Linked DNA regions of Mus musculus: region 1 is linked to region 2. The links are chromatin loops, found by intact Hi-C in ENCODE. Cell type or tissue: heart. All regions are shown on one strand. Each heading gives the region's core, and the rest is flanking DNA. Links, peaks and the distances in the headings are about the cores only. Region 1 overlaps St8sia6 (ST8 alpha-N-acetyl-neuraminide alpha-2,8-sialyltransferase 6). Region 2 overlaps St8sia6 (ST8 alpha-N-acetyl-neuraminide alpha-2,8-sialyltransferase 6).

Region 1 (16,127 bases), core at 3,680-11,679, 100 kb after region 2:
AAAATGTGCTCACCAAGCAAGAAAAATAAGTACAGAAAAATCTGTTTTCTCAGCAGGCTTTGTTTCTTCTTTTATAGGTGTCCAGCCTTCTACTCACTCAGCATATCATTATGGGCTTGAGAAATTTGAAGCCTGGGTTGACATCTCTTTCTTTTTTTTTTTTGAATTCACCTGGAAGTGAGAAGTGTTAAGAGGAAAATTTCTTTATGCAATGTCCATGTTACTGGTTTCCCAAAGCTGTTCATCCCAGCTCTGGGGTAGCAGAGGCAGGCTCCAGGCCAACCTGGTCTACACAGCAAATGTCAGTCCAGCCTATCTTAAAAGCAAAGATGCATGATTATCAAATTGTCATCAGATAATTAAGCTTCTTTCCTAGTGGGCTGAGCCATTCCTAAGCAGCCGTCTGCATCAGACATTCTTCTTGATGTGGGGTTTGATTGCCTATTCCCCCTTCTGCATAGACATGTTTATTATAGGACACAAGCATTTACTCCTTCCTCTCCTCTAGATAGTCAGTGTCATAGCCGTGGATCATATTTATGAGGTCTTAACAGAACCTAGTTAAAGAAATATTTAAGCAAAAATTGAAGGTGCTCTGTGTCCCTTTTCTCTTGACCTCTGATTCCAACCATATTGAGAATCCTACCATTCCTACTTTTGAAACTATTTGTTGATTAAGAGTCTTTCCAGTACTCCAAGGCAATGCACTGAATCCACCCATATTTAAACTTAAGGCATTGCCAGTCTTCACATCTTTCCCCCTCTCTTTGGTAAACCAATCTCTATTCAACTTGTTAAACGATACTGTGGTATTGGAGCAGGACACCAAAATGTTTGAGCAGGACACTGAGCTGTTTCATCGAAATTAAACATGTTTGCCCTCACATGTTCAAGCTCACCCACTAAAAATCCTCTGTGAAGCTCTAGAAACTTGAAGCAGGTTTCATCCCCACATATCTTTGAGTTCCCACCATTAGTCTTAAGATTTGCTATGTTACTTGCATGATAATTACCACATTAGCTTTCCCACATTAAAAGAACTTGATTGTTTGTGTCATCAGTTACAGAAATTACTGAGCACAGCAACCATGCTTAATTCTCATGTTACTGTCACCTTTCCTCTCACAGAAATCCATATACTGATTTCAGATTTGGGGGAAGCTCTTTAGCATCAATTGATTTATTAAAACATACTCATGTTTCTGAGACATAAGGTGAAAACCTAATGTTGGAAAACAGTGCTATTTTGGAATGTTGGCGTTTAAGACTGATGTAAATGAAATGTCTTTCCAGTGATTTGTAAAATAGATATTTTGTGCCTATTATTTTGTTACCAACAAGAATTATGGTAACAATTGTATTAATTACATGGTACAAATTTATTAAAGCTTGAACTAACTCCCAGCTTTGCTTATGTTGGACGTTCTTAAAAGCCATTCCTATACTTGGGCTGAATATATAAGAAAATGTCCTAGGGCTGGTGACAGCAAGATGGGCCAGCTGGTAAAGGCACTCTAAGCCTTATGACCCGAGTTCAATTCCCAAGACCCTTGAGGTGGAAGCAGAGAACAGACTCCTGTGAGTTGTCCCCCAACCTCCACATGTGTGGCAGAGTACATACACATAAACACAGAATCCACAATAAATAAATACACTTTAAATTTTTTTAAAGATTCTAAAGTCATTTAGTAGTTTCATTGACAGGTCCCCAAAAGTACAGTGTTAAACAAAATAAACTTATATAAAGTGTTACATATACTAATTTTAGAACTACCTATTCACATTGTTAAGGCAGTTTCATTAAATTTAACTTGATGTAAATAAATAAAGTCTGCAAATAAACAGACAAAAAGTCACTTGGTATCTGGAGAGAAATCCTTGAGCTGGAAAACCAGACTGAGTTTTGAAACCAAGTTTTCAGTTATCTTTATTCAAAAGCAACAGTAGCATTTCTTCTCATTACCACCTTGTGAGTTTATTCTTCGTGGTACTTCCAGTATTTCATATCCTGTTCCAGGCAGTTTGTTCTGAAGCAGAGATTTCGTGGTCAGAAGCAACCATCATCTCCATTATATGCTTCTGATTATACAAGGCCGTGTTCATTCTTCTGAGCCACTGTTTTTTTCCTTCCCATTGCCTTAAATGTTTGTTATTTATGATTTGTGCATGATTTCTGTGATGACAGCTAAAAGCAGTGCATATTTTATTCCTGTTCAAATTTAAGCAAAAGCATGCACTTTATGCTAGGTGTTCTGGATCAGTTGTCAGACCAAGGAAGCCCCTTTCCATTTCCTCAGCATCAGGACCATTTTTCACTATTAATACCCTGTCATATCATTTTCTCTCTGCCACACTATTCAGCATGCCTGTGCATTTAGAAAAGCAACAGACCCCACACCATGTCATTACCACTGCAGCACTTAATAATAGGAACCAGGTCTTGTACATGGGAGATAGTTCCTCTTCTTAGCTTTTAGAATATGAAGTTTTCCATAAAAATGCATCATATGTGAGATTCACTGGCCTCTAAATTCTGTTTTAAAATTCTCTGCCAGATCACACTCAGTTATAGCCACATTGCTTCACTTACTGATATCAGCTAGGCCTCCCTGTAGGCTGCCCCACCAGTCAATCCTCTTGTCTTTATAGCATTGCCTACAGTAACTTCAGCACTGCATAGCCTGTTTAAGCATGGCTACTGCATCCCTGCAGATTTGGCTAGTCAGTGTTTTGACAATGTCCCTTTACAACAGGACTCTCAGCGCAATAAATTTTTCCTCCTTTGCTTGAATAATCACACTCTCTCATGTTTTATTTTGCCTTGAGTCCATTACCCAAACAGATGAGCTCATCTTTCTTAAACTTAAAGATACCAGTGCATATACAAGCCATGAAGGGAAACCTCCGTTATCTCTTGCTTATCACTTTGCTCTTTATACATCCTCTCGTCATATACTGAGCCTTGAAATAATTCTATTGAAGTTTGGCTCACATTAAAAAAAAAAAACCAATGTGTGTGTGTGTGTGTGTGTGTGTGCGTGCGCACACACGTGTGCACACGCCTGTGGAGGCCAGAAAATGGTATAAGGTCTCCCAGGACTGGGGTTATGGTTAGTTGTAAACTGCCTGAACTAAGTGCTCGGGCTCTTAGTCTGCCTGGGTCATGGTGTGTGGGGGGCTGTATATGTCAGAACACCAGGATGGGATTGGAGAAAACCTTTGTGGTGTCTGTTGTCCATTTCCACCTTTATGTAGGCTTCAGGTCTGATCAGAGTTATGCAAAAAGTGCTTTACCCATTGAGCCATGTCGCTAGTATGGCTTTGGACTGTGGCTGATGGGTTGTGAAGAACTTTGAGTGGATTGAGTTTTTATGAGGTTGAACACTCAGCAAAACTATAAACCATATTGTACTTTATATTTTATTGGTGTCCATAGCAGTAGTGAGCATTTGCTGCTCTCTGTCTGGTTCTTGAGTTCCATTTCTCAATCCTGCTTCTGTAATCAGTCATAAGTTGTTTCAGGTCCTTCTGTTTTGCTTATCAATGTAGTGCCCCAGTTGGAAGGCAAGGCCACCACACCATGTTAAGTTTTCATGCTCCAAATACTATTTTTCTCATTTTAAAAATTCCAATTACTCTGTGGAGAACTCACTGGACTCTGATACACCAATTCTTGTCACCTATAAGGGATTGGTGGCCTTCTCTGAAAAGGAGATGGGGGAAATACAGACACACTGACCACCTGGTCCACATATGCCAAGTGTACAGGCATTTATGATTTTAAAGGCATGTTTTTAACTTGTTTTAAAAAGTTTAAAAATAATTGAATATAACTCAGTGTCTTTAGCATATTTGCATATCTATACAACAACAAATTCCAGAATATTTTCATTATTTCTAAATACCTATCCCCATCAACAATAACTTCCTATTTTTCCCTTCTCTATGACTTCGGCAGCTGAGGATCTACTTTCTGGCTATATATGTTTGCCTCCTCTGGGAATTTAATATATATGGAATTATACAACATGGTCAGCATGCTTTCCTTTACCTACTGGCTTTTAAGAACTTTTAAGATCTACCCATTGTAACATGTTTAAGTATTTACCTCTGTTAAGTTGCCATGCAATGTCCTATTATGTAGATATGCTATTGTGTTTGCTAATGTGTTTCAGTTACTTTAGTTATTGCTGTGATAAAATAGTTCATCTAAGACTTCTTAAGGGCAAAGGGTTTGTATTGACTCATTGGTTACAATTGGCTGTGGTGGAGTAGTTACATCAGCAGTAGCTTGAGGCAGTTAGTGATATATCACTCACAGTCATGAAGTAGAGACCTGTGCATGCTTGTGCTCCACTCACTTTCTCATGTTTAAACAGTTGAGAATCCCAGCCAAGGGAATGGGACCACCCACAGTGGGTGTGTCCTTCCAACTCCATTAATCCAGTCAAGATCATCACCTCCAACAGACTTGCCCCAAGGGGTGTCAGTGCCCCTTGGATTTGCCTAAGACCTTTTTTCCTGGGTGATTCTAGGTCTTATTCAGTTACTGATTGAGACTGCCATCTGTTCATTACATGAGAAGCATTTGTTTTTGTTTGTAAATATGTTTTCATTTCTTTTAGTATACAGTTAGGAATAAAAATATTGATAACATGGTAACTCTGTGTTTAGTATTTTGAGGGTCTAAATCTCTTTTCCAAAGTGTCTACTGCATTGTACAGCCCTAACACCATGTTAAGGTCGAAATTTCTCTTTCTCCCCAATAATATCTCTGTGTTGTGGTTTTGATTTGCATTTCCCTAGTCATTCATGAGATCAGATATCTTTGATGTGCTCAGTAGCCTTTTTATGTCTACAGTAGAACAATGTCTAATTCAGTCTTTAACTCACTTTAAACTTGAGCTTTCATCTTACTTTTGAGTTGCTGCTATAATTTATAGATTTTTGGTGGCAAATTTCTGATCTTATAAATGATCTGGGAGGATTTTCACTCATTCTGTAGGCTGCATTTTCCTCTTTCTTGACTGTCCTATGAAGACATTTAAATTCTGATGCAATCTGATTTATCCTTCTTTGGTCACTGATATTTTTGGTTTCAGAGAAAATATTCCCTGACGGAATCTTTATGACTATGCTCTGGCTTGAATATGAAATAGCTTCCTCATGGGCTCATGATTTGAAAGATCAGTCCCAACATGATGTTATTTGAGGAATTATAGAAGCATTAGAAGGTCTGTACTAGCTGGAGGAGGTGAACTCCTTAGGTGCAGCTCCTCGAGAGAATATTGATTGTCCCTAACAACTTCCAGTTTCACTCTCTGTGTCCTGGAATACCATGTTGTGCTCTGAATTGCTCTACCGCATCTTCCCTGCCATGATGGACTGAAGCCCTCTAAAGCTCTTCCTCCCTTTAGCTGTCAGTGTTATGATACAGTGATGGAAATGTGTCTAATACAGGAAATTGATACCAGAGAAATGTGCTCATGCCTATGGCTAACCAGTATCATGTAGCTCCTGTATCTTTCCACTGATTTTTAGGGAGGAATTTGGTGATGTTTGGAGATAGATATAGGCTAGAAACACTCTAGACTGGAACTAGAGCTGAATCAATAATGCTGGCAAGACTCAAGACCACGATTCTGACAAAAATGTAGAAAGTGTGAAGATTTTTTGTGATATTTCTGACGGGAAAAGGGACTCTACTGAGTACTGGACTAGGGCTATTAGTATTATATGCTGGCAGATAATTTTGTTCATATCCTAAAATCCGGGGGAAAGCTGACTTCAAAGATGACAAAACAATTAGGTTCACGGAAGACATTCCAAAACGACACAGCATTCAGGCTGTGGCATGATTATTGCTGGCTGATTTTAGGTAGGTTTAAAGTTAAACTTCGAGTCAAAAAGCAGAGTGAATAGATTTGAAAACCTAAAGTCTAGTCAAAAAAAAAAAAAAAAGTTGTAAGTACTGGGCAAGGGAGTCCTTGTTGTTAAAGAGATTAGGGCCAGTGAAGAGAAGCTGTGCATTTTGCATTGCAACAACAGGAATTTGCCAGCCCTCACAGAAGGCTCATTTTAAAGGCTTTCCCTTGAGAAGAAAGCTGATAGAGCCCTCTCTTCATACAGAGCAGCCTAAGGAAATGGTTTTCTGAGACACTGAGCCACCCATGTAATCACTGTGCTCGGTAGCTGTTGTCTAAGGGTATCCACCTACTTCTCAAGATGGCAAACAGATCTTCGAATTATCCGTGTAATGCTAGTTTTGCAGCCTGGGAGAATGCAGGGGTTAGTGTCTTGGAGGCTTCCACCAAGGTTCCAGCAAAGAGCCCGAGATGTCTGAGATGTCTGGCAGCAATTGACAAGGTCAGACTCCCTGCATGGAGACCCTGAGAAAGATGCATGAAACATGTCAGTGGAGACCCCAGGATGTTGGACTTCTAGCAATAAAGAACAACTGAGGAGGGTAGCAGGGGAAAAGTGGAAACAGCTTAAGCTAAAGACCTGATAGGAATACTATGGCCATAGGAATGGTGCTACCCAAGTTCCTGCTAAGTAGCATCACAATACCATGTACCTCTGATGTTGCTCATGGAACTTCAGTGCTGAATAGTCTTACTTTATTAAGTTTTCATCTTAATGTGAGCCTATTCCTTTCTATGTTACTTTTCCCCTTCGGGATTGGAAATGTTGGAAGTATGTAACTTTTTCACTTCAGAGAGGCTCACAGCTAAGAGTTTGCCTTGGGTTTCAGAAGACCTTGAAACTTGGAACAATTTGGAAATGAATAGATGGTACTGGTTAATTTTTTTGTAATTTTTAATATTTTTTATTACATATTTTCCTCAATTACATTTCCAATGCTATCCCAAAAGTCCCCCATACCCTCCCCCCCCACTTCCCTTCCCACCCATTCCCATTTTTTGGCCTTGGCATTCCCCTGTACTGGGGCATATACAGTTTGCGTGTCCAATGGGCCTCTCTTTCCAGTGATGGCCGACTAGGCCATCTTTTGATACATATGCAGCTAGAGTCAAGAGCTCCGGGGTACTGGTTAGTTCATAATGTTGTTCCACCTATAGGGATGCAGATCCCTTTAGCTCCTTGGGTACTTTCTCTAGCTCCTCCATTGGGAGTCCTGTGATCCATCCACTAGCTGACTGTGAGCATCCACTTCTGTGTTTGCTAGGCCCCGGTCTCACAAGAGACAGCTATATCTGGGTCCTTTTAGCAAAATCTTGCTAGTGTATGCAATGGTGTCAGCATTTGGAAGATGATTATGGGGTGGATCCCTGGATATGGCAGTCTCTAGATGGTCCATCCTTTCGTCACAGCTCCTAACTTTGTCTCTGTAACTCCTTCCATGGGTGTTTTGTAATAGCCAGAAGCTGGAAAGAACCCAGATGTCCCTCAACAGAGGAATGGATACAGAAAAGGTGGTACATTTACACAATGGAGTACTACTCAGCTATTAAAAAGAATGAATTTATGAAATTCCTAGCCAAATGGATGGACCTGGAGGGCATCATCCTGAGTGAGGTAATACAATAACAAAGGAACTCACACAATATGTACTCACTGATAAGTGGATATTAGCCCCAAACTTAGGATACCCAAGATATAAGATACAATTTGCTAAACGCATGAAACTCAAGAAGAATGAAGACCAAAGTGTGGACACTGTGCCCCTTCTTAGACGTGGGTGCTGGTTAATTTTGTTACCTTAAACCAAACCTGTCAAACAGGTAAGAAAGAACCCCAGTTAAGAAGATGTCTCCATCACGTTGCCTACACGCAAGTCTGTGGAGCATTTTCTTTATTGATTGATTTAGGGGTGCTCAGCTCACTCTGGGGGTGTTGCCCTTGACAAGATGGTCCTGGCTTGTTTAAGAAAGCAAGCTGACCAAGCCATAAGAGACAATCTGTAAGCCACACTCTTCCTTGGGTTTCTACTCCAGTTTCCCTCAGAAATGGGCTGTGACCTGGAAGCTCAAGGCGAAACACTTTCTTCCTTCCACTAAGTTGCTTTTAGTCATGATGTTTATCAGGATAGCAAGAAAAGTAAGACACTGGAAAAATTAAAGGTATTTACATTATGAGGTGGCCTTGAATATTTGGATGACAGGGGTTGAATGTTATGGTTTGAATATGTAAATTTCATCAGAGAATCATGATTTGATGGCTGGGCCCAGGGTGGTAATTCTGCTTTAGGGAATGTGAAAACTTTCCAGTGACTGGCAGCTGCTCTTGGGCCCTTCCTGGCCACTCCCTGTCTCTCGGCCTCCTGAGCTCCTATGATATAAACTGAACGATTCTAGCATGCCTCTGTGCTCACCGTTATCACTAGCTTCGATAAAGAAACTTTACTGTGAATGAAATCAGTCTTTCTCTCAGTAACTTGTCTGTGCCAGGTAATTTGGTCACAGTGAAGGGAAAGAAAGTAAAACAGTCTATGGTTTCTTCAAAGAGTTTCAGTTTAAGCCTTTACATTTGATTCCATATGATCTATTTTGAATTAATTATTTGTGGCATAAAATAGGTCTCCAGTTTCATATCCATTAACCTGATTACCATTTGTTGTTGACAACTATTATCACTGCATTGTCTTGAAAGCCTTTTGGAAAATCATTTTGTGGGCCAGTGAGATCGCTCGGTACCTCATAGCCAGTAGAAGTACAGGCTTTGAACTTGTTCCTTTTGTTGTTGTGGGTTTTTTTTTCCTTTGCTTTGTTTTTTGCTTCTTTGTTTTGTTAAAACATGGTCTTGCCATATAGCTCTGGCTGGCATGGGATTTTCTATGTAGACTACTGTGCCCATCTTCCACTAAAATATTGCAAAGGCACATTTTTCTATTTGACTCTTGGCTGTTCGTGTCGTCGTCATCATCACCATCACCATCATCATCACTGTCATCACTAGGCAAGCCTACTTCTCACCCTAGTCTCTTTGTTTTGTAAAATGGAGATGATACTTACCTTTATTAAAAATATTTTCCTTATAATAAAATGCTTAATAGGAGGTTGGTGATTGCTTAGCCTACATGACAGCTGCTGTTATTTCCAGTTTAAAATATTTTTTAGCTTACCATTAACATTTCACTAAGAATATGTAACACTCTCGATATCTGTAACTGATAAAACATGTCTATGATGTAGAAGAAAAAGCAATAATTAAATAACTTCAGATCCAATCCTCTTCCTATGAAGAAGTATAAACACACATAGGCTGCAGTTTTTCTTCTGTGATCATTTCACATAGATTTTTCCATACCTGCTGTAAGGACCAGCACTTCTTATTCAGTTTGTTCCATTAAAACTTTCTTTGAACCTTTCATGATGGAAAATAGGTCACACTGAACACCAAGTACAAAGCCCCAGCTCTCTAAGCAACAATCATATTGAATATTATTTTCCTTTTCTGCAGCAAAGGACATACCTCTGTAGGAACCACTAGCTGTTTGTCCCTCCTCTTCGATATGGATCATTAAATCCCATGCTCTAAGGCCTAAACAGCAGTGTCGATGAAGTGCCTGAAATTTAATCAGCATAATTATGGGAAGATCCTAGAATTTTGTGAGCACAAACTAATTACCCCACAAGTGGGAATAGAAACAAGACAGAAAAACACAAAATGGGGATTGGCCATTCATGTTTGAAATGCTGTTGGGCAGAGCCTGAGGGCAGATTTGAAAAGTCAGGATCTATACAGAAGCTGCAAGCTCAAAGGAGGAACATGTGTATATATCCCAGGCCAGGCAGAAACAGAAGCTGTGTTTGGGACTAAAGCCAGAAGAACAGACGATCAATTCCTCGGGGAATCTTGGAAAATTGCCGTCGGAGTTGAGTACTGGCTTTCTAGGAGCAGTTAGAGGAGAGTTGTGGATGTGAGCCAGCTTTCATAAAGGACTGTGAGTATAGTCTGGCTACCTCATCCTCCACCTGTGAAAGATGTGGTCTTCCAGTATCTTTTGGATGCTTTTTACAGGTACATGCAATCCAGACTTGGTCTAGTCTGTGCAAGTTCATAAAATAATGAGAGCTTTTGAAAAAGGAAATAGCATCAGCACAAGATAAACCAAACTATTTATCCTAAGAATGCTTCCTAGGACCAGGGAATTGGCTCAGTGGACAAAATACACTTGCTGAGCAAACCTGTTGAGCAAACTTGTTGAGTTCTAAGTTCAAATCCCTAGAAACCTACTTTCCTTTTTATGACCTTTGCTTAATTGTTTTACAACCTCTTGGAATGTGCTCTGAGTAGGAGAAAGTCTGGTTACCATCTAAGAGCAATTAACTGGTGACACTTGAGAGACTGGCAGAGTTCTCATTGCAGCTTTGACTATCAGAAAAGAAGCTAATAGCAGTCCCATTAATAAAAGAGCTTAATAATCACATATATAATTTTAGGAATTCTTATAGGATCATCATTAAGAATTAAGTCATCTATTTGTCAATATAGCATCACTCCAAGATAGTACATCTTTGTGGATCTGCAGAGATCTGCTCCAGACAGGTGTGCTCCTACCTAGTGATTGTTATATATGTTTAATAATAACAGAAAAAGCATATTAATAGCAGGAATCTTTCCTAAAATTAGTCCCTCACAGCCATGCTTAGTGAGGGCTCACCTGTCACAGATTATATAATAATCCGAGGCAGGCCACTTCAGGATGATCACCTGCTAGTTATTAGCTTGCCCCATTATGGCTCCTGACACTTCTGACTAGTATTGGTTTGAAGACTCTTTTGTCAGATATTAAATTGGCTGTAACAGCTTGCTTCTTAGGTCCATTTGGCTGGAATATCTTTTTCCATCCTCTTATCCTGCAGCTATGTCTCTCCTTGATGTTAAGGTGTGCTTCTTGGATGCAACAGAAGGATGGGCCCTATTTTCACACTCATTCTGTTAGTCTTTGTCTTTTTATTGAGGGATTGAGACAGTTGGCGTTGAGGGATTAATGACCAATAATTGTTGATTCCGGTTATTTTGTTGTTGATCATGATGGTGGTGTGTTTGTATATGTGCTTTTGTTCTTTTTTTTTTTTTAACTTTGTTGGTCTGGGATTATTTATTACCTGTGTTTTCTTGAATGTAGTTAACCTCTTTAAGTTGGAGTTTTCCTTCGACACTTTCTATAGTGCTAGATTTTTAATAGATATTGCTTAAATTTAGTTTTATCTTGGAAAGTCTTTTTCCATCTATCATGATTGAAAGTTTTGCTAGGTATAATACTCTGGGCTGACATCTGTAATTGCTTACAATCTATAGATCTTCTGTCCAGGCCCTTCTGACTCAGGTATGATTCTAATAGGTTTGCCTTTATGTCAGGAGCCATCAAGGAGAAGCTAAAAACTAGCAGGTAATCTCCCCTGAGTTGGATCTGCCTTGGATTAAAACCTCAGGCAAGTCACATGACCTGAGGCAAATCATGTCTCCTCCAACTCAACCGCTGTACCTGGAAACTGGGAAGAACAGTTTTTGTTTTGTTTTGTTTTGTTTTGTTTTGTTTTGTTTTGTTTCCTTCTGGGGCTGTTTTGAGAATTAAACAAGTTAACATGGTAAATGCTTGGAGGGATTATATGTTGAATTAGCTATTAATATTTATTTACATATGGGAGCCAGAGACTTATGTCCCTGCTTTCGCTGTTCCTGTGTATCTGTGTGTCTGTCTGTTTGTTTGTGGGTGGCTTTGCCTCTATAGAACAGTAGTGCTGTGCATGTTTTCATTTCTCTCTGTTTTATGTGTCTTCTTTTATCTGCTGCTTTTCTATTACTGGTTTTCTTTGTACTTTTCCTCTAACTCTTGCCATGTCTCTCCTTTTTTCCTTCTCTGTCACATCCTGTGCCAATCCATCGTCTTTGTCCCATCTTGGCTTCTCTACAGGTTTCGTTTGCTTTACCCGTCTTCTGCCCTTAGCAGAACTGAACCTTTAACTACCCAAATAAAATCCTCCTGAATTCATTAAAGTCCTTTTTATTACCTTTTCAAAAATGTATTGTGTTTATGAATACACTATTCTCTATGAATCTGGGGGCAGAATCAATTTGCTCTTTGCTTACACTGACATCTATTGATTTTGTTCGCTGTGGTTCTGTGACCCTATGGAGGAAATAAATGATTGCTCATTTGGGTATACTTTCCAGCTAACATGAGTAACAAACTATTCATTACCTCCATTTCTCTGCTCTGGGGCTTTCCCAGTTTTTCTTTTCATCCAAATTGTGCTGTGACGGTTGCCAGATTGAGACAGAGATGAGCTTGACATGTTCACTGGCCAGAGCAGCCCATGCACGGGAGATGCTCTTGATAAATATCTGTGAAATATGAGTGGATTCCACCTGTCTTTGGAGAGAGTCTAAAAGAACACTTTTCACTTAGCATTTGACTTGTCCACTAACAGCCTTTATCTTTGTTTTCTGAACTCAGTAAATGTATCTTGAATCTGTCCCTTCTCCCCTTTGTACCCTATACCACTTTCTTGGTGTCAGCTTACTCTGTAAAAGATGTGTTTTATGTGTATGAGTGTTTTGCTCATGGGCATGTCTGTGTACCATGCGCATGTTTGGTTCCCACGGAACAAAAGCATGGTGCCCACAGAGGTCAGAAAGGGTGTCTGAGCCCATGGAACTGGACTTATGAATGGCTGTAGGTACTGGGAATCAAACTCTGGTTCTCTGGAAGAAGAGTCAGTGCTCTTGACTACTGAGCCATTTTTCCAACCCCACATCTGGAAATGTTTTATTAGAATATGTCATTGTGTGAAGTGATGTGCTTCATAAGGGTATTTTTATTTGCCTCTATATGACCTCTGTTTTCAACCCTGTTCATTTTCCTGTTGTCACTATAGCTAGTCCTCTTACTTTTCTCTCATCTATTTCCATGTCATATATATGGATGCATGTCTACCATATATATCATATGCACATATGTACACACACACAGTTCAGGTTCCACATATGAAAAGAAACATGATTTGTTTCTTCTGGGTCTGGCTATCTTGCTTACTAAAACAATATTCAGTGCTATCCATGTTTCTATGAATGGTACAATTTCTTTCTTCTTCATGAATAAAATGCCACTGTGTTTGTATACCACATTTTCTGCACCCATTCACCAGTTGGTGGACATCTAGGTTGGTTCCATCTTGTTTATTGTTAGTGGTGCAGCAATAAGCATAGATATGCTAGTATCTCCATGGCAGGCTGACCTAGACTCCTTTGGGTATATTTCCAGGAGTTGCTTAGTTTGATTACATCACTGCTAATGGAAATGTAAACTCATCCAGCATGCAAGTTCCAAGAGGAAAACAAACAAAAATAAACGTGAAATCACCTAAATGTTTGATTAGAAAGTTTTCTCCTTGTAGTCAGCCAGCTACTTCCTTTCTCTCGTCACCTGCTGCTTTCTGTCCTCTGACAAAACAAACTGTCATTCCCAAGCACAAGTTGTTAGTTCAACAAACATTTGCAGGGCCTCTGATCTATTGGGTGGTCCCCATGCTATGCCTTTATAGGTTCTTTTGTAAGCCCCACTAACCTGGAGTTTTCCCCATGTACCTAGGGTAAGGCCTTCTCACACCAATCTATACTATGTTAGAGTATACCAACAAATGAATTACAACTCCCTTAGGTAAACAAGTTCCCAGAAGGCAGGCTGTGTTTTGTCCATGTTTGTATTTAATAATTTGTAAGTTCTAATTTCAGTGATTTTGGGCTCTGCACATTACCTGCTGGCTGCCCGTTAAAATGTGTGTTGAATTGCTGCCTTGTAATGGCTCTTGTTTTAGCTGTAACAAAATGTCACAATCTGGGTTGTTTAAACAGCATAGTTCTAGAAGCTGGTTGTCCAAGATTGGGGTTCCAGGATAGCTCTGTAAGGGTCAGATTAGATCCTTTCTCTGGGAACCAACTTCATATGCTGATGGCTCTATCCTCACGACCTTATCTATCCATAGTCATCTTCCAACGACTCCTTCTCCTAACACCATCTTATTGGGGGCTACACATTTTGGGGGATTCAGACACTCACATCCCTCTGTACCTTGAAGCTTCGTGGGTTCACTAATTCTTCCCCCTTATAGTTATTGTGTCTGATTCAGTTGTCTTGGGTTTTACCCTGTTCTCTCCAGACAGGCCTTAGGTAATATGCCTTTGAAAGAAAAGCTTCCACATAGACACTACACAGCAACAATGGTTCATCACAATACAACACATATTTCCCTCTCCTCTTAGCCAATCTTCCTTTAATTATGTAATTTAAGACCACATTCAAATGTGACAGTGGTCTACAATGCTGATTTACAGCGAGATAACTAAAATTTGTCAGGCTTTAGCATTCCAAAACTGGCCTTGGAGATCACTTAGTGTCAGCTTCCAGGGCTAAATAATTCCTTCCTCCTACCTCCCCTGTATCTCAGCTCTCACCACTGCACATACAGGCCCTCATACAGACACATGGTCCCCCAATCCTGAGTCATGAGGCTTGTGTGTAGAGGCTGAGTGGATCTTTAATGTGTGATGCATATGGCTTGAACTTATATTCAAAGTCCTTTGAACTCATGTGGTTTTCTTTATTGTTAGGAAATGCTTCCAAACATGAACTTGAGGATTCTAGACTAATCTATTGAGACAACGATTTAGACCAGAAAAAAAAAAAAGTGCACTCATGTGAATTTGCACAAATACTTTGCGGGGAAGGATCGCACACTGTGGTTTCAGATAGGCAGTGGGCTGAAGAATATAGCTTTGAGTTTGGAATTTTAATTTTGGCCTTGTCATTTACTACCTTACAATTAACTTGTCCTTGTATTTCTCCTTAATAGCCCCTGAACACTAGAAATATTGAGACAGTGATGTTTTATTCACAAGTATATAGACTACCTTTCACGGTACTAAAGAATTAATATGTTCTAAATACATGTGAATGACTGAAAGAATGATCACTCAATATGTAAGATTGAATGAGCATGATTTGTGACATCTTTAACTTTGGGAATTTGAATTGTCTTCATCTGTAGAAACAATATTAACTGTATGCAGTTTGTAGGATCTCTGTTGGACTTAAATAGCACATAAACCATTAGGCACATGGTAAGACTGAAGTAAACATTGGCATTTCTATTGGTGAGTATTATTGCCTTGCCATGGAATTGTACATTGTAGTCTGTGGCAGGATGGGGGAGGCAACAAGAAATAGGTGTCAAATTGATGTCTTCTCATTATAAATTTAAATAAATGAAAAGATGGACTGGAGAGACTGCTCAGTGGCTGAGAAGTCTTGCTGCTCTTGCAGAGGATCTAAGTAAGTGTGGTTTCCCACTCCCACATGGCAGCTGGCAACCTTCTGTAACTCCAGTTCCAGGAAATCAATGCCCTTTTCTAGCCTCTGTAGGGACATACAGCATATACACAAAGAGACATCCATAGATTGAAAAACTAAAAGATAAATATTTTTTAGTGAGAATAAACAAGAAAGTGGCAAGTAGAGGACTGCTTGCCCTGGGTGAAGGCAAAACAGAGTTGGATAATTAGTTAGCAATCGTTGGAATGATAAATAATAAGTCCCCTGCACTTGTGAGGATCCTTCTATTTTAAAATACCTTTCCTAAAGAGTCTCATTAGAATTATAGAGAACAAAGGAATCCTGGAAATGTAGCTCCTTTTTCAGACCTAGAAGGAAGGAAGGCAGGAAGGCAGGAAGGCAGGAAGGCAGGAAGGCAGGAAGGCAGGAAGGCAGGAAGGCAGGAAGGCAGGAAGGCAGGAAGGCAGGAAGGCAGGAAGGCAGGAAGGCAGGAAGGCAGGAAGGCAGGAAGGCAGGAAGGCAGGAAGGCAGGAAGGCAGGCAGGCAGGCAGGCAGGCAGGCAGGCAGGCAGGCAGGCAGGCAGGCAGGAAGGAAGGAAGGAAGGAAGGAAGGAAGGAAGGAAGGAAGGAAGGAAGGAAGGAAGGAAGGAAGGAAGGACCCTAATAAAATAAACTTAAAAAGAAGGAAATTGTTCCTATTGTGGAAAAGAAAAAAAGATTTAAACCACCTTGAAGACACACTCTTTTCTCAAAAGTGTATTTATGAGGCTATCTGAAAAGCAAAGATGAGTTTGCACATTTTCAGACTAATTTTTAGAAATCAAGAC
Region 2 (16,127 bases), core at 3,571-11,570:
CGCTTGGCCGGATGTCTTGGTTTGAAGTGGAAAGGGACACGTCGGGGTTGGGAGGGCTCCGGATAGTGCCTCTGTGGGCGAGGGAGCTGCAGAGCGGAACCTCCTGAAGAGGTTTCCCGCCAGGCTCCAGGACTCCCCCATTCTACTCCTGGTTTTGTCCTATGGGATTTTTCCTGTCTAACTTCAAGATTAGGGACCCATCCCGGGAGCTGGGGTGCACAAAGATGCTCTGATTACGTCTGGAGTGCAGTGCCCAGTCTGCCAGCCACACTGGCTTCCAACGCGGTGTAATAACTTAGTTTTCTCCCTGGCTGTGCAGGCTGTTGATGGAGGGAAGCAGAGAGGACACCAGTGGTACCTCAGCTGCACTGAAGACACTCTGGAGCCCGACAACCCCGGTACCACGCACCAGGAACAGGTACTAAGGCCACTAGGGACAGATGGACAAGGTCTGGGCAAGACTGCGAGACCCGTGGAACTCACTTGAGCGTTTTGCCTGGATATCTCTGTCTGTCTGTCTCTGTCTGTCTTTGACAGAGAGAGAGAGAGAGAGAGAGAGAGAGAGAGAGAGAGAGAGAGAGAGAGAGAGAGAGAGAGAGAGAGAGACTACGCACATCAACCTTTAAAAACACATCTCTCCATATCGGCTACACTTTCAAAGATGGGTACTGAATTCTGTAGATAAAGGTGTGTGGAAAACCCCAGAGAAGGCACTTGTCTATCTTTACTGAGAGATTTGGTTTGTGGGTTTTGTTTTCTGTTCTTTAAAGTGCATCTGTGTTGAGATCGAAGGAATACAATTCTTCAGTGTGTTTGTCCTGGATGAAAAAGAACTTACATTTCTTCCTTACTGTGGGTGTGTATTAATGTACAGTAATTATTGGATATCTATTATTCTGATTATAGAAATAACACAACTTAATATAGAAAGCCATAGGGGAAATACATAAGAGAATTTAATATTAACTCAGAGCCCAGACCCAGGTATCATTTTCAGGTTAGGACTACTTTATGTCTCTGTAATGTCTATTTCCTATATGTGAAAAGTACATGTGAGATTGTACTTTGTGTTTGTGTGTCATCTTTTTCCCCTAAAGGATCATAGGCCTGAACATGATTTTACCACCTCCCACCAATGTTGCTTGTTACTAGTTATTCACCATCTTAATATTCTGTAGTCTATTTAATAATTTTTTCTTTACTCATTTAAATGCTTTCCTATCTTCATTTCGTTTTGTTTGCTAGGAGACATTCTATTGAGTCTATCTTTGTATGTAAATCTTTATCTTCATTTCAGACTCATTTCCTTAGGAGGACTGATAGGAAGTTGGATTATTAGGTAAAAATGAACGTGCATTTAACGTTCTAAATCACGTTTCTTTCCAATTGCTTCCAAGAAGAGTTGAATCAATTTCTGCTTCCACACGTCCCCGGAGCAGGCTGCATCCTGTTCTGCTTTGTTATAACGATGGCAATTTTGTATACTGCCTCCCCCTCTCTCTTCCTCTTCATCCTTCTGTATATTCTTGGCTCTTGAATCCACCTTAATCTTCTGATTGCATGACTGGACATTGCTTTCCACAAGGCTCTGGGCCTGATCCTCAGAAAGATCTGGAAGTACTTAGAAGAAACTGCACTGAAGAATTATTGCCACAGGTGCCTCATTGGAATTCCCGAGTCTGGTAGGGACACTAGGAAATCCTGGAGTAATAAAACTCTTGATAAAAAGACTGATATGTGCTTGATTTCACCCAACTTTCTTGATTTCATGGAAGGAGTAGCTTTGCTTATGAAATGAGGGTGAGAGGACTTCTGCCCACAAGTCAGTCGTTGAACTATTATTGTTCATTCTGGGGGTTTCCTTTTGAGAAATCCAAAGCACATACTCCTTAGTTCTCTTGTCCCAGGTCTTTCCAGAGGTCACTAATTAATTTTTATTTCTTTGGCATCCTTCCTTTGAAAAATCTACTTGCTATACTTCTTGAACTAATATTGGCAATTTATATTTTTACTGAATATGGTCCATTTTTTAAAAAGATATTCTTTTTGTTTAAACCAGACTGCTGTGTTTGTGACAGAAAAAAAAACCTCTTTGTCCTTTGATCTATTTTATATCTTTCTCATTCATGATTTTTATTATTCATGGAGCAGGGGAGTAAATTGAAATTCACTACTGCTTGGCTATGTAGAGAAACTGGCAGTTTTTTCATGTCTCAGTGGCTGGCCTGCTCTTCCTTGTTACTGATCTTAGCAATATTAAGAGTAGCCATCATCCCTTGAATGCTTCTTGTGTAGCAGACACTGATCCAAGCACTTTATATTTATTAACTCATTTATGCTTTTGAACTGTTAGAAAAAACAGTTCTCCTCATTTTATAGATTGAGAAATTGAAACACACAAGATAATTTCCTGATGTTATAGAGTTGTGCAACCAAGAGTCAAATCCAGGTCACATGGAGCCAAGAGCCTGTTCTCAAACTCCTTTATGTGTACATGCATGTCTGTGGTGTGTGTGTGTGTGTGTGTGTGTGTGTGTGTGTATACTTGTGTGACAGTTTAAGCAACTCTTTCTGATAATATTCATTCTCTCTTAAAGTACACACTCCATGTATCAGATTGCCATTTTTGCCACTTCTTGTTTCTCTAAGATGGCATCTAGATACATAGGTGTAAAGGGGCATGGTATGTCTTAACTCTCCTATCTGCAAAATAACATCCCTTTTCTGCTTGGAGGCCACCCCCTCACCCCCCAGTCACTTTTCTGTTTGATGGCCAGCTTCCTGTCAGTGACCATTGTAAGAACTGCAGCTTCTGACTCTTGTTCTAGATGCTCTTGCTGCAGTCCCAGAGGCCAGAGGGCATCCTGATGCTACCTCTGGGGGATCTGCTGAAGATTTTCTTTCAGCCTGTCCTTGTCTGTCACTAAAATGTTTGCTTTTCTCTGTTGCAGGATATTTGATCATACTGTGAACCCCGAGATTGTATTATTTACTAGAGAAACCTGGTTTTAGTTATGGGTGTTGCTGAGTTCTAGCACGTGTGCTTAATCCAGGAGCCTTTTGGTTACTTTAAACAGGATTAAATGGAATCATAAGTCAAGAGGAGGAGCAAGCCACAGTTGGCAGGGAGTGAGCATAGGCCAAAACCACAGAGAGGAAGAGGAGGACAGGAGGACTAATAGAGAGCCACACAGAAAATAGAAGGAAGGAACATTCTGTTTGAAGGGTTTCTGAGACAGTGTGAAGAAGTTCTCTTTTCTTTTGTGATGTTGTTTGGGGAGGAAGGTCAGCTGGGTGCTTTCTCTGCCTCTTTGAGCCAGCAGGTTGTCACCACAGCATCTGGCTTCCAAGCCTTCACTGGTAAAATCCAATGATTGTTTTTGTTGTTTGTTTGTTTTAAATTGGAGGAGTTAGCAACCCCCTTCTGCCATTGCTACCTCAAACTTAACCCTGTATAGTCCCAACCTTCTCTCAGTAAGTCAGAACCCATGGCTGCCCTTTTCACCCCAATGTAAATACAGCCTTGATTAAAACATAAGCTTTAATGTAAGTTATGGGAAGTAGAGGGAAGGGACTGGGGAAGTGGCTACCCAGTGAGGTGGTTGAATGGGAAAGGAGGCAGGTGTATAAGCGCCCTCTGCAAAGTTCTCTGGTAACTGCAGCAAGATCTGTTGTTTGAAGGGGAAATCTTTTTTTTTTTTTTTTTTTAAGTAAAAACATGCTTTATTTATGAATACCATTTTAATGGTCTTAACTCTAAGGCTAGGCAAATTTCATCACCAAAGATCAGTTCTCCATGTATGATTTTTTTTAATTAGGTATTTTCCTCATTTACATTTCCAATGCTATCCCAAAAGTCCCCCATACCCTCCCTCCCCCCCACTCCCCTACCCACCCACTCCTACTTCTTGGCCCTGGTGTTTTTTTAAGATATTTTCTTCATTTACATTTCAAATGCTATCCCCTTTCCTAGTTTCCTCTCTGAAAGTCTCCTATACGCTCCCCCCTCCCCCTGCTCCCCAACCCACCCACTCCCGCTTCCTGGACCTGGCATTCCCCTATACTGGGGCATATGATCTTCGCAAGACCAAGGGCCTCTTCTCCCATTGATGGCTGACTAGGCCATTTTCTGCTACATATGCAGCTAGAGACATGAGCTCTGGGGGTACTGGCTAGTTCATATTGTTGTTCCACCTTTCAGCTCTTTGAGTGCTTTCTCTAGCTCCTCCATTAGGGGCCTTGTGTTCCATCCAATAGAAGGCTGTGAGCATCCACTTCTGTATTTGCCAGGCACTGGCATAGCCTCGTAAGAGACAGCTATATCAGGATCCTGTCAGCAAAATCTTGTTGGCATATTCGATAGTGTCTGGGTTTGGTGGTTGTTTATGGGGTGGATCCCCGGGTGGGGCAGTCTCTGGATGATCCTTCCTTTGAAGGGAATTCTTATGTCTCCTTTCTCCCTGCTCCCGTCAGTAAAACCTTTGCAGACTGTCCATGTACACCACGTCTGTGTACCCCACACCTGTGTACCCCATGTCCATGTACCCCACTGGGTATTTCTAACTGCCTAGGAGACGGCCATGCATTAAAGACAGAGAAGAAGACACACTAAGAATTAAAATATAACAATAAATTCTTTCTTTTTCACATAAACTTTGTCAAAGTCTGTTCTGGCCTTTTTGGATTTACATTTCCTCAAACGTATTTCTGTGCTCCATTTTATTTGAAGTTTTTAAAAAGTTATTCTTCTTTTCCAATGTCTTGAGCTGCAGGGTTGATTTTTTTTTTTATGTGCTTTTTCCTTTCTCCTTATAATGAAAAAGTTTGGTACTATACATTTTCCTTGGAATGGAGCTTTGGAATTGTGATATTATGGATTGAACTCATAGTCTCATGCATGTTAGACTGTACCACTGAGCCATTTACCTAGCCATAGACACATTTTAAAAGTTTTAAGACATAGTATTCAAACTATATATATATATATATATGTATGTATATGTATATATATACATACATATATATATACACACATACATACATACATATATATATATATATATATATATATATACATACACACACATATATATATAGTGTCTAGGGGCTTAAGGGTTGGCTCAGTGACAGCGATGGCTCAGTGGCTAAGAACATGTACTGCCTTTGCAGAGGACCCAAGTTGGGTTCTCAGCATTCATTTTGAACGTCACCTCTAGCTTCAGCTCTTGGAACTCCTGGCCTCTGTGAGTAGCAACACTCACAAGCACACACCCATATACAGATCCCTGTGCCCCACACCACATAATTAAAAGTAATAAAGCAAATATCAAATATATTATCGGTTGGGGACAGGAACATTTATTTACAATAACATTTAAATCATTTTTGTTTTTATCTCCTAAGCAGTTGAATTTTTCTTGAATATTAGTATTTTCTTAAATGATATCAATTTTATTTTTGAGTATAAGAGAAACATTTTGAGTATAAGAGAAACCTATCAAAATTCTGCTGCAGTATCAATGAGTGAGTTCCTAAGTAGTCAATTATTAGACATGAGGAATTGGATGGTTAGCACAGATATCCTTCATGGGAACTACACAAATGCTCACTGTGGCTTGATACCCATTTGTAGCAGTTTCCTCTGGGGTTTCAACATCAATGATGATGAGCTGGGGTCTTGTGGCTTCCTGGTGCTTTCTGACCATCAGCAGCTATTCTTCGGATGTTCTGGCTAGTTGGTGTCTGTCTTGGCCTACCTGGAGTACCCGAACAGTGAATTTTCCAGAATGTTGGGACCAAATCTTCACTTTTAATTTGTCTGGTGTTCACTTTAATGACCTTTCTCTTTAGGTTATTGAGACCAGTGCTTGGCTTGTGTCAGTTTAAGAACTGGGGGCAGTCAGAGTTCAGATTTCAACTGTAGTACATTCACATGACCCTACAAGTATTTCTGAGAACTCTTATATGTTTTAAATGAATACATAGAAAAGAAAAGTCCCAGGTATTTCAACTCCCAAAAGATAGCTCATATTTTCCCTTCTCTCTCTCTCTCTCTCTCTCTCTCTCTCTCTCTCTCTCTCTCTCTCTCTCTCTCTGTGTGTGTGTGTGTGTGTGTGTGTGTATGCATTTTTGGGGTACAGAATACAGAATGACAACTTTGAACATCATCTGGGCAATTGTAATGACTTTTCTTCTGCAGCATGCTTTTTGAGGCACAGTAGTAAAATGTAGAGATCTTTCCTTAAAGTACATTTTTTGTCTGTGTGCCACATAGGTTATTTATCATCTCTGATTTTGGCTTGTACCCTGAATGTGCTTTGTCCTCTGATTATTTGAATAAATTCTAGAAGCAGAGGTGCTTCATAGTGGAACATTTAAATGCTGATGTGGTTTGTGTAAAAATCTGTCACGATGCCTCTTCTAATTTTAGCAGCATGCAAGAGTGACAGCTGACCTGAACTCCAAGAGGGTTTGTATCCCCCACTGTGACTTTTAAAACTTCATCCTTAAGAAACAAAATTAATACCTTAATCTGGACTTGTTTACCCATTGTGGTAGGTTTTATTGTTAACATTTTGACATTTATATTTTTTCTTTTCTAAATTGACTTTTGATATCTTTCCACTGGTATTTGATTTTCATTTCTGATTTTTGAGAAGTTCATGTATATCACATGTATGAGATTTATGCTCTGTGCATAAAACATTTCCTAGCTTTTATTAATGTCTAATTGTTAGTTATTGCTATTATGTACTTGGTAGAAGTTTTCAGTCTCTCTCTTGCTGTATCCCTCATCTTTACCTTCTCTTCCCAGTTTTATTTTTCTTTTCTTTTCTTTTTTATTAGGTATTTTTCTTTATTTACATTTCAAATGCTATCCCCTTCCTGGTTTCCCTTCCAAAAACCCCCTCCCGCCTCTCCCTTCCCCTGCTAACCAACCCATCCACTCTCACTTCCTGGTCTTGGCATTCCCCTACACTGAGGCATCGAGCCTTCACATGACCAAGAGCCTCTTCTCTCATTGATGTCCCACAAGGTCATCCTCTGCTACGTATGCAGCTGGAGCCATGGGTCCCTCCATGTGTACTCTTTGCTTGGTGGTTTAGTTCCTAGGAGCTCTGGGGTTACTGGTTGGTTCATATTGTTGTTCCTCTTATGGGGCTGCAAACCCCTTCAGCTCCTTGGGTCCTTTCTCTAGCTCCTCCATTCTATGTGTGTATGAATCTTTGACCCTAAAGTAAGTATATATCTGTAGTTTAAAACTACGTAATTTGAGAATACTGAAACTGACCCACTGCAGCTTATTTCAGATACAGCGTAAGAGGTGGTATTCTTACCTGTTGTTATTTTCTTAATAAATGCTTTCTTCTTTGAAAATTCTTTCCTAATATAAACCTAATTATTGCTTAAAAACCTAGAAGCATTGGTTTGATCCCCTTGTAAATGCCTGACATATGCCAACTTAAATTAGGCTGTCCTTATTTCTTCTTCATTTTTATTTCTTCCTTGGTCAGTTGGCATAAACCTTTCATTTTAGCCATGGGGTGTACATGTCAATCTCTATGAAACCCTGGTACTCAGTTCCAGGATAGCAATTCCATTTTCTTTGTTTTTTTCCTTAATACTTTTCGTTGTTGCTATTTTGGAATTTAAGGCTTTGTGAATGCTAGGCAGGAGCTCTGTCACTTCCTCTTTTTAAGACTTAAAATATTTTCCCCTAAGACTTTGCAAACATTGTTCCCTATTTTCTGACATTTCTACCTCAGAATGAGAGACCTTGACAATTTTCTTTTCATAGCTTCTGAAGGAATTGACTTAATTGTTTGTTTTACTTTATACTGACAGCAAATTTTAAAGGCTGGTGAGATAGCTTAGCAGCTCAAGTACATCCTGTGCGACCCTGAGGCCCAGAGTTTGGGTTCCTAGAACCCACATGCATGCTGGATGAGCATGGTGACTGTGTATCTAGTTCTCAAAAGAGACACTGAATTTCCATATCATGCTGGCTAGATTAGTTGTATTGTCAATCTCTTGGATTAATTGAGAAGCCCTTCCTTAACGAATTAGGAGTAGAGTTGTTGAGGAAGGTTCTAGATTTCAACTTCATGCCTTCACGTGCATACATGTGTACTTGGTTTCCTTGCACGCTTGCACATTCAAGCCCTGACTCATATCGCACATGGAATCCCAAGACCTGGGAGGTAAAGACAGGAGGATTATGTGTTGAAGGCCACTTTGGGCTACATGAGACTGTGGCTCAAAACACCAAAAAACAAACAAACAAACAACAAACAAACAAACAAACAAACAAACCAAACCTCAAATACTCCACAATGTTATGTCTACACAATAGTCCCTTTAGATGAATGGTGTCTCTTTAGGCATCAGGCTTAGCTAATTTAAAATTAGAAGACCTTGTGATTTTCTCTGTGTGGTTGTTTCAGGAGTTCCCAGGTCTGCCTGACCTCTGTGATGTGGCTCAGGGTTTTCTGTCTCTAATTTCTGTCAATGTTTTCTGCTCCATGTGGACTCTTGACTTTTCCTTCACTTGTATTCTTCCTTTGCCCTTTTCCCTGCCTCTAGGGATGGGTTTTACATGTGTTCTCAGTGTTACTGAATTATTAACCAATAGCATCTGCTCTCATTTTTGTCCCCTTTAAATTAGTAAATGGGTTACAGATTTTGTTATTTATTACCCTTTCCTCTAGGTTGTACCATAACGTAACAGCTTCTCTCACAGAAAAGTCGTCTTAATTTTCTTAGTTTAAAAAAAAAAACTATTATTTGTGTGTGTGCATTTATTTGTCTGTGTTTGTCTCTACATATGTCTGTGCAAGCATGTGTAAGCCAGAAGTCAATGTGGGTTGTCTTCCTCAATCACACCCCATGTTATTTTCTGAGAAAGAGTCTCTCACCAAATCTCACTGATTCAGCTCGACTGGCTGGCCAGTGAGCTCTGGGAGTCTTCCTGCCTCTGTGTCCTTATCTAAAGGAGTTTTAATCCAGGTACACACCACTATACCCAGCATTCTGTGGGAGTGGTGATGACCAAGCTCCCAGACCGAGTTTCTCCCTTTAGCTTCACTTTGCTTACTCTGTTTACTTGTTGTGGTGGTTTGAAAGAAAATGGCCCCCTGAGGCTCATAGGTGGTGACATTATTAGGAGGTGTGTTCTTGTTGGAGTAGGTGTGGCCTTGCAGAATGAAGTGTGTCACTGGGGATGAACATTGAGGTCTTAGATGCTGAAGCCAGGCCCAGTGTGACAATTCACTCCTGATGCCTGCAGATTCATATATAAAAAACTCTTGGCTACCTCCTCAGCACCATGTCTCCTGCATGCCACCATGCTTCCTGCCATTGCAATAATAGATTAAATCTCTGAACTATAAGCCAGGTTCAATTAAATGTTTTCCTTTACAAGAGTTGCTGTGGTCATGGTGTCTCTTCATAGCAATAGAACCCTAAGAGACTTGTGTATATTAAGAATATGAAACACTTGCTTTCTAAAAGCTTTTTCTATAGCTAATTGTAAACATTTTTAATAGAAATTTATAATTTCTCCTTTAAAAGCAATTGACTGTTCCTACAATGTAGTCTCAGAATTTTGTGACATTTTTTAAGAGTTTGCTGTTTAGTTTAGGTACCACTAAAGGAGGGGATCTTCTACCATCATGATGTCACCAAACTGGAGACATTAGGACCTCTTGTTCTCAACCAAGAGCCTCCTTCTCAGAGCATATATGAAATGCAAGGCTGAGCCATAAAGCTCTCCAACAAATACCTACATTTAAAACTGTGGATCTGAAAAAAAAGTACAATAAAATAGTTTGCTATTTATCAGTTTTTCAATTCTAGAGCCCTACACTGCCTTTTACAGTCATGTTTTGGCCTTAATGCCTGTAACTTGAATGTATTCCCTGCTGTCAGGAATGGTGCATGACAAATGCCACTCAAATCCCCAGAAGAGCGAACTCACCCAGCTCTGTGGCAGATTATAATAATTGATTGATTTCCTTTCTAATTCTTCCCACGACGTTATTTTACAATTATGTAAACTGTGTAACATAATATATAATAACATAAACACAATTAACATATAACATAATATATTATAGTTGAGACCTGTTCTTGAGGGGAGAGAGAGAGAGAGAGAGAGAGAGAGAGAGAGAGAGAGAGAGAGAGAGAGAGAGAGAGAGAGAGAGAGAGAGAGCCCAGACAGCGCTCTTCCTGCCTCAGGAAGCAGGTTCCTTCTTGTGTGGGAGAAGAGACCTGACTTTCTGGTCTGAGTGGAAAGAGGGGCAGACTGTGGGTGGGAAGCCAATGTCAGCTTCTCTACTATTTTTCTCTGGTCTCGCTCTGTTTCACAGATGAAATCTACACCTCCTGCGGGCACTTCCCGCACATTCTCTATCTCCACAGCTCATGAGTAGAATAGCATTTCTTCTCCAAAGGGAATGAGCTTCTAAAGTGGACAGTACGTGCCACCTACCCTTGGGATTGTCATTTTGGGTAGACTTTGTGTGTCCTTTGGAGGATGTAAACAGTTCAGGAGAAGGAAAATCACGGAACATCTACTCTCTATGGTTGAATCCTGAAAATTGTAATAATTGGAGTTGGGTGGGTTTTTTTTTTGGCATTTTGTTGTATATGATCAAACTGGCATCATGACTGCAGGCTGTAGAACACTCAAGAGCAGGGTGCATTAGAAGCCTGTGAACTAAGCACCTCCCCACTCTAGCCCCAGACAGAGGAAGGCTGCTGAATTCTCCTCCCAAGAGTAAAGCATCATCACTTCTGAACAGGTCTTTGCTTCTTTGCTATGAGAAGTAAGGAGACTAATGTGCTCTGATGTTTAAGTCCATACATGTCCTTGAGTCTGTTGTTTACTTTAAAAGGAGGTTTGGGGTCTTGTATTCTACCTCCTTATCTTAATTTAACTCCCCAAGAATCTCTTGGTTATTCTGGTTTGCTTCCTCTGTGGATCTGTTCTTTGACTTCTGTGTCTCTACATAAGCTGTCCTATTTTGGAAAAGATTCAGAGCATGTGTCCCAAGAAGCTTGTCCCAGTAGAGGCTTCTGAGTACAGACTGCTCTTCCTCCTGGAGGCTTCCGAGTGTGGGCTGCCGTTCCTCCTGACTTCTCTGGGTTTGTTCCCCCATGGTAGGAGTGCCAGGGGAGCTTGAAGGGCAGGAAGAATGTTCTATTGTTTTCTCCCTCTTCAGGGTGTGGGAGTAGAGCAAGGAGTTCATGAAGAAATGGTGTCTCTGTGACCATCTGTCCCCAGAGGCTGTTGGAGTCAAAAATAAGAATTTTATTTTCTATCATGTTTATGGGAATTCACTATCATTATCCCTTGATGTTCAAGGGAAATGGGTTCCCCAAAATCCAGTTGAATATCACAATCCAAGTGTTCAAGTTTCTAATACAAAACTGTAGTGTTTATTCACAATCTATGACTATCTTTTGCATACCTAAATCACCTTGCTATGACTTAAGAGTGTGTAATGAAATGCAGATGCTATGTGCAGTTGTTACACAATATTGCCCAGAGAATAATGACAAGAAAAAATCCTGTGCATATTTAATACAGGTCCATATCCTCCTCACCCATCATCTCTCTCTCTCTCTCTCTCTCTCTCTCTCTCTCTCTCTCTCTCTCTCTCTCTCTCTCTCTCTGTGTGTGTGTGTGTGTGTGTGTGTGGTGCACAGAGACTGTTACTGTGTGAGTGCAGGTACACCTGACGAATCATACATGCAGAAGGCAGATGACAGTCTGAGTCAGTCTTCACTCTTCATCTTACCTGAAGAGTGTCACTGTTTTTCAGCTGCCTAGGCAAGACTGGCCTGCAGCTGCTGGGGATCCCCGTCTCCAACTCCTGTCTTTCCACAGGTGTGCTGGGATTCCAGAGGCTCACGCTATGTGTCTGAATTTTATGTGAGTTCTAGGGTTTTAGACTTGGGTCCTCTTGTATAGCAAGTGCCTTTACTCAATGAGTCATATCCCCGCCTTCCCATTCATATTTTCTGTCTCTGTTTGGTGAGGTTCACAGACAGGAAGGGTTGACTGCACTGAGTATATTTCTTTCAAAAAAGGGACTGGGATGATTTCCCAAGACTAGAAAACGTTCATCAGACAACTATTGACCTGAATGGCAGAGGCAAGGCTACTGACATCTCCATTGTTAATCCCAATTGCCTTTTGTTCAGTGGCCCACACTTCTTTTTCCACTATTCTATTAACAGTCATTTCCTTGAACTAACAGGGATTAGGATGAATTTGAAATACTAAAATCCCTGGTTACATTGGAGGGATGAGCTCTCTTGGACAGATGGGATGTTGGAGAATTACTGGTTGACAGCAGAAGTATTGGGCAGAGGCCTGGGCCCCAGAGAAAGAACCTCAAGAAATGAAAGAAGTGCATACCAGGTGCAGTGATTGGTTTTAGTCAGTCTTTAGGGGCTTCATGGCTTAAGGTTTTACCACCTCATTTGGGGCAGGAAGAGAAACACCCTCCAGAGGCCCTGAGGCTTGGGAAATAAACTGCAGAAAGGGAGTCTTATTCCCGATGCCTTGTTTTGTGGATTCTGCTATCCTTATGATGGTGTGCTAGCCTTCTGTAGCTGACAAAAGAGCTGAGGAGAAACAAGTTAAAGGAGAAAAGACATTTCAGTCTACAGTTCGGAGGGCTCGGTCCATGACCACCTTGCCCCTGATGCTTTAGGCCTGAGGTGTGCTATATAGCCTGGTGGTGATGTGGTGAGGTACAGCTGCTCAGGTCATGGCAGTCAGGAAGAACAGAGCCTCTGGGGGAACATGGATGCTCCAACGGATTGCCTACCAGAGACCTGCCTCCTCCAGGCAGGCCTATCTTCTTTTTAATTTTTATTTTTTATTAAACTTATAAAATTTATTTTAAAATATACAACTCAGTATTGACTTTTTTTTCCCAGACAGGGTTTCTCTGTATATAGCTCTGGCTATCCTGGAACTCACTTTGTAGACCAGGCTGGCCTTGAACTCAGAAATCCGCCTGCCTCTGCCTCCTGAGTGCTGGGATTAAAGTCATGTGCCACCACGTCCAGCAGTATTGACATTTTTAAGTCATAAAAATAATTTATAATGGTTAAATGCCTCTTAAATATATATGATACCTTCTGAAGCTAAAAGTAATAAGCATTCGACCATTTTTAAAAATCTATTTGGAACATTAAACATGATTGAAGTTGGAAAAAAAGCTCTTATGGCATCCTCTATGAAAGGAAATTATGAAAAGATCCTGATTAGACAGAAACTGTTCCATCTCCAAGGGAGAAAACTGTGTAACTGTGCCTTCATAGAATGAATTGGGTAGTGTTCCATCCGATTATGTTTTGTGGAATAGTTGGAAGAGTATTGGTATTAGGTCTTCTTTGAAGGTCTGATAGAATTCTGGTACTGGGCTTTTGGGGGGGGCTTTTAATGACTGCTTCTATTTCTTTAGGGGTTCTGGGACTGTTTAGATGGTTTATCTGACCCTGATTTAACTTTGGTATTTAGTGTCTGTCTAGAAAATTGTCTATTTCATCCAGATTTTCTAGTTGCGTTGAGTATAGGCTTTTGTAGTAGGATCTGATGATATTCTGAATTTCCTCAGTTTCTGTTGTTATGTCTCCTTTTTCATTTCTGATTTTGTTAATTTGGATACTGTCTCTGTGATCTCTGGTTAGTCTGGCTAAGGGTTTATTTATCTTGTTGATTTTCTCAAAGAACCAGCTCTTGGTTTTGTTGATTCTTTGTATACTTCTTTTTGTTTCTACTTGGTTGATTTCATCCTCAAATTTGATTATCTCCTGCTGTCCACTCTTTTTGGGTGTGTTTGTTTCTTTTTGTTCTAGATCTTTTAGGTGTGCTCTTAAGCTGCTAGTGAATGCTCTCTCCAGTTTTTTTTTTTTGTCTTGTTTTGTTTTGTTTTTGAGGCACTCAGAGCTGAGTTTTCCTCTTAGCATTCCTTCCATTGTATCCCATAAGTTTGTGTAGATTGTGCCTTCATTTTCATTAAATTCTAAAAAGTTTTTAATTTCTTTATTTCATCCTTGGCCAAGTTATCATTGAGTAGGGTGTTATTCAGCTTCCATGTGTATGTAGGCTTTCTGTTGTTTTTGATGGTATTGAAGACCAGCATTAGTCCATGGTGATCTGATAGGATGCAAGAGATTATTTCAATCCTCTTGTATCTGTTGAGGCCTGTTTTGTGACCAATTATATAGTCAATTTTGGAGAAGGTAACATGAGGTTATAAGAAGAAGGTATATTCTTTTGTTTTAGTATGAAATGTTTTATAGATATTTGTTAAATCCATTTGTTTCATAACTTCTGTTAGTTTCAATGTGACTCTGTTTAGTTTGTGTTTCCAAGATCCATTGATGAGAGTGGGGTCTTCTACTATTATCGTGTGAAGTACAATGTGTGCTCTGAGCTTTAGTCAAGTTTCTTTTATGAATGTGGGCGCCCTTGCATTTGGAGCATAGATATTCAGAATTGAGTTCTTCTTGGTAGATTTTTTTTTTTTTGATGAGTATGAAGTGCCCTTCCTTATCCTTTTTGATAACTTTTGGTTGAAAGGTGCTTTGATTCGATATTAGAATGGCTACTCCAGCTTGTTTCTTGGAACCATTTGCTTGGAACATTGTTTTTTCAGCCCTTTACACTGAAGTGCATTTCCTGTATGCAGCAAAATGCTGTGTCCTGTTTACATATCCAGTCTGTTATTCTAGATTGTTTGATTGGGGAATTGAGTCCATTGATGTTAAGAGATATAGTGTTTGTTGCTTCCTGTTATTTATGATGGTATGTTTATGTTTGTGTGGCTATCTTCTTTTGAGCTTGTTGAAAGAATATTAATTTCTTGCTTTTTCTAGGGTGTAGTTTTTCTCCTTGTGTTTGTGTTTTCCATCTATTATCCTCTGCAGGGCTGGATTTGTGGAAAGATATTGTGTAAATTTGGTTTTGTCATGGAATACCTTGGTTTTTCCATCTATGGTAATTGAGAGTTCTGCTGGGTATAGTAGGCTGGCATTTGTGTTCTCTTAGGGTCTGTATAACATCTAACCAGGATCTTTTAGCTTTCATAGTCTCTGGTGAGAAATTTGGTGTAATTCTGATAGGTCTGCCATTACTTGACCTTTTTCCCTTACTGTTTTTAATATTCTTTCTTTGTTTTCTGCATTTGGTGTTTTGACTATTATATGACAGGAGGAATTTCTTTTCTGATACAATCTATTTGGAGTTTTGTAGGCCTCTTGTACATTTATGGGCATCTCTTTCTGTAGGTTAAGGAAATCTTTTTTCTATTATTTTGTTGAAGATATTTACTGGCCCTTTAAGTTGGGAATTTTCACTCTCTTCTATACCTATTATCCTTAGCTTTGGTCTTCTTTTTATCCTGGATTTCCTGGATGTTTTGGATTAGGAGCTTTTTGTATTTTGCGTTTTCTTTGACTGTTGTGTTCATGTTTTCTATGGTATCTTCTGCCCCTGAGATTTTCTCTTCTATCTCTTGTACTCTGTTGGTGATGCTTGCATCTATGACTCCTGATCTCTTTCATAAGTTTTTCTGTCTCCAGGGTTGTCTCCCTTTGTGATTTCTTTATTGTTTCTATTTCTATTTTTAGTTCCTGGACATTTTTGTTCAATTTCTTCACCTGTTTGGTTGTGTTTTCCTGCAATTATTTAAGAGATTTTTGTGTTTCCTCTTTAAAGGCTTCAAGCTGTTTACCTGTGTTCTCTTGCATTTCTCTAAGAGAGTTAGTTATTTCTTTCTTAAAGTCCTGTATAATCATCATGAGATATGATTTTAAATGAGAGTCTTGCTTTTCTGATGTGTTGGTGTATCCAGGGTTCACTGTGGTAAGAAAACTGGGTTCTGATGATGCAAATTAGTCTTGGTTTCTGTTACTTATGTTCTTCCTCTTGCCTCTCTCCATCTGCTTTTCTCTGGTGTTAGCTGGTCTTCCTGTCTCTGACTGTGGCTTGTCTCTCCTTGCAAGCTTTTGTGTCAGAATTCCTAGAAGACTGTTCTGTCTGTGTGGAATTTGGGTATGTACAGCTGTGGCACAGGATAAGCCCAGGGTGCAGATGGAAACTGGAT

Evidence for each region. Peaks named below come from ENCODE experiments on the same cell type or tissue, not always from the same donor. Only the 100,000 strongest peaks of a DNase experiment are listed, where the experiment ranks them.
Region 1: it touches region 2 in a loop (2.2-fold over the local background); 11 of 42 quality-filtered maps call a loop at or near these places.

Annotation. Positions count from the first base shown.
Region 1 is chr2:13,676,739-13,692,865 of GRCm38, reverse strand. All of the region lies in intron 4 of St8sia6 (ST8 alpha-N-acetyl-neuraminide alpha-2,8-sialyltransferase 6), which reads left to right. Among named protein-coding and RNA genes, the nearest start is that of St8sia6, 110 kb to the left of the region's middle. In heart, for the core only: no CTCF peak of the experiment used is centred there; no DNase peak of the experiment used is centred there.
Region 2 is chr2:13,777,045-13,793,171 of GRCm38, reverse strand. It overlaps St8sia6 (ST8 alpha-N-acetyl-neuraminide alpha-2,8-sialyltransferase 6), which reads left to right. Exons shown (of 8, transcript NM_145838.1): 2 at 320-418. Among named protein-coding and RNA genes, the nearest start is that of St8sia6, 8.4 kb to the left of the region's middle. In heart, for the core only: no CTCF peak of the experiment used is centred there; a DNase peak (open chromatin) is centred at 7,001.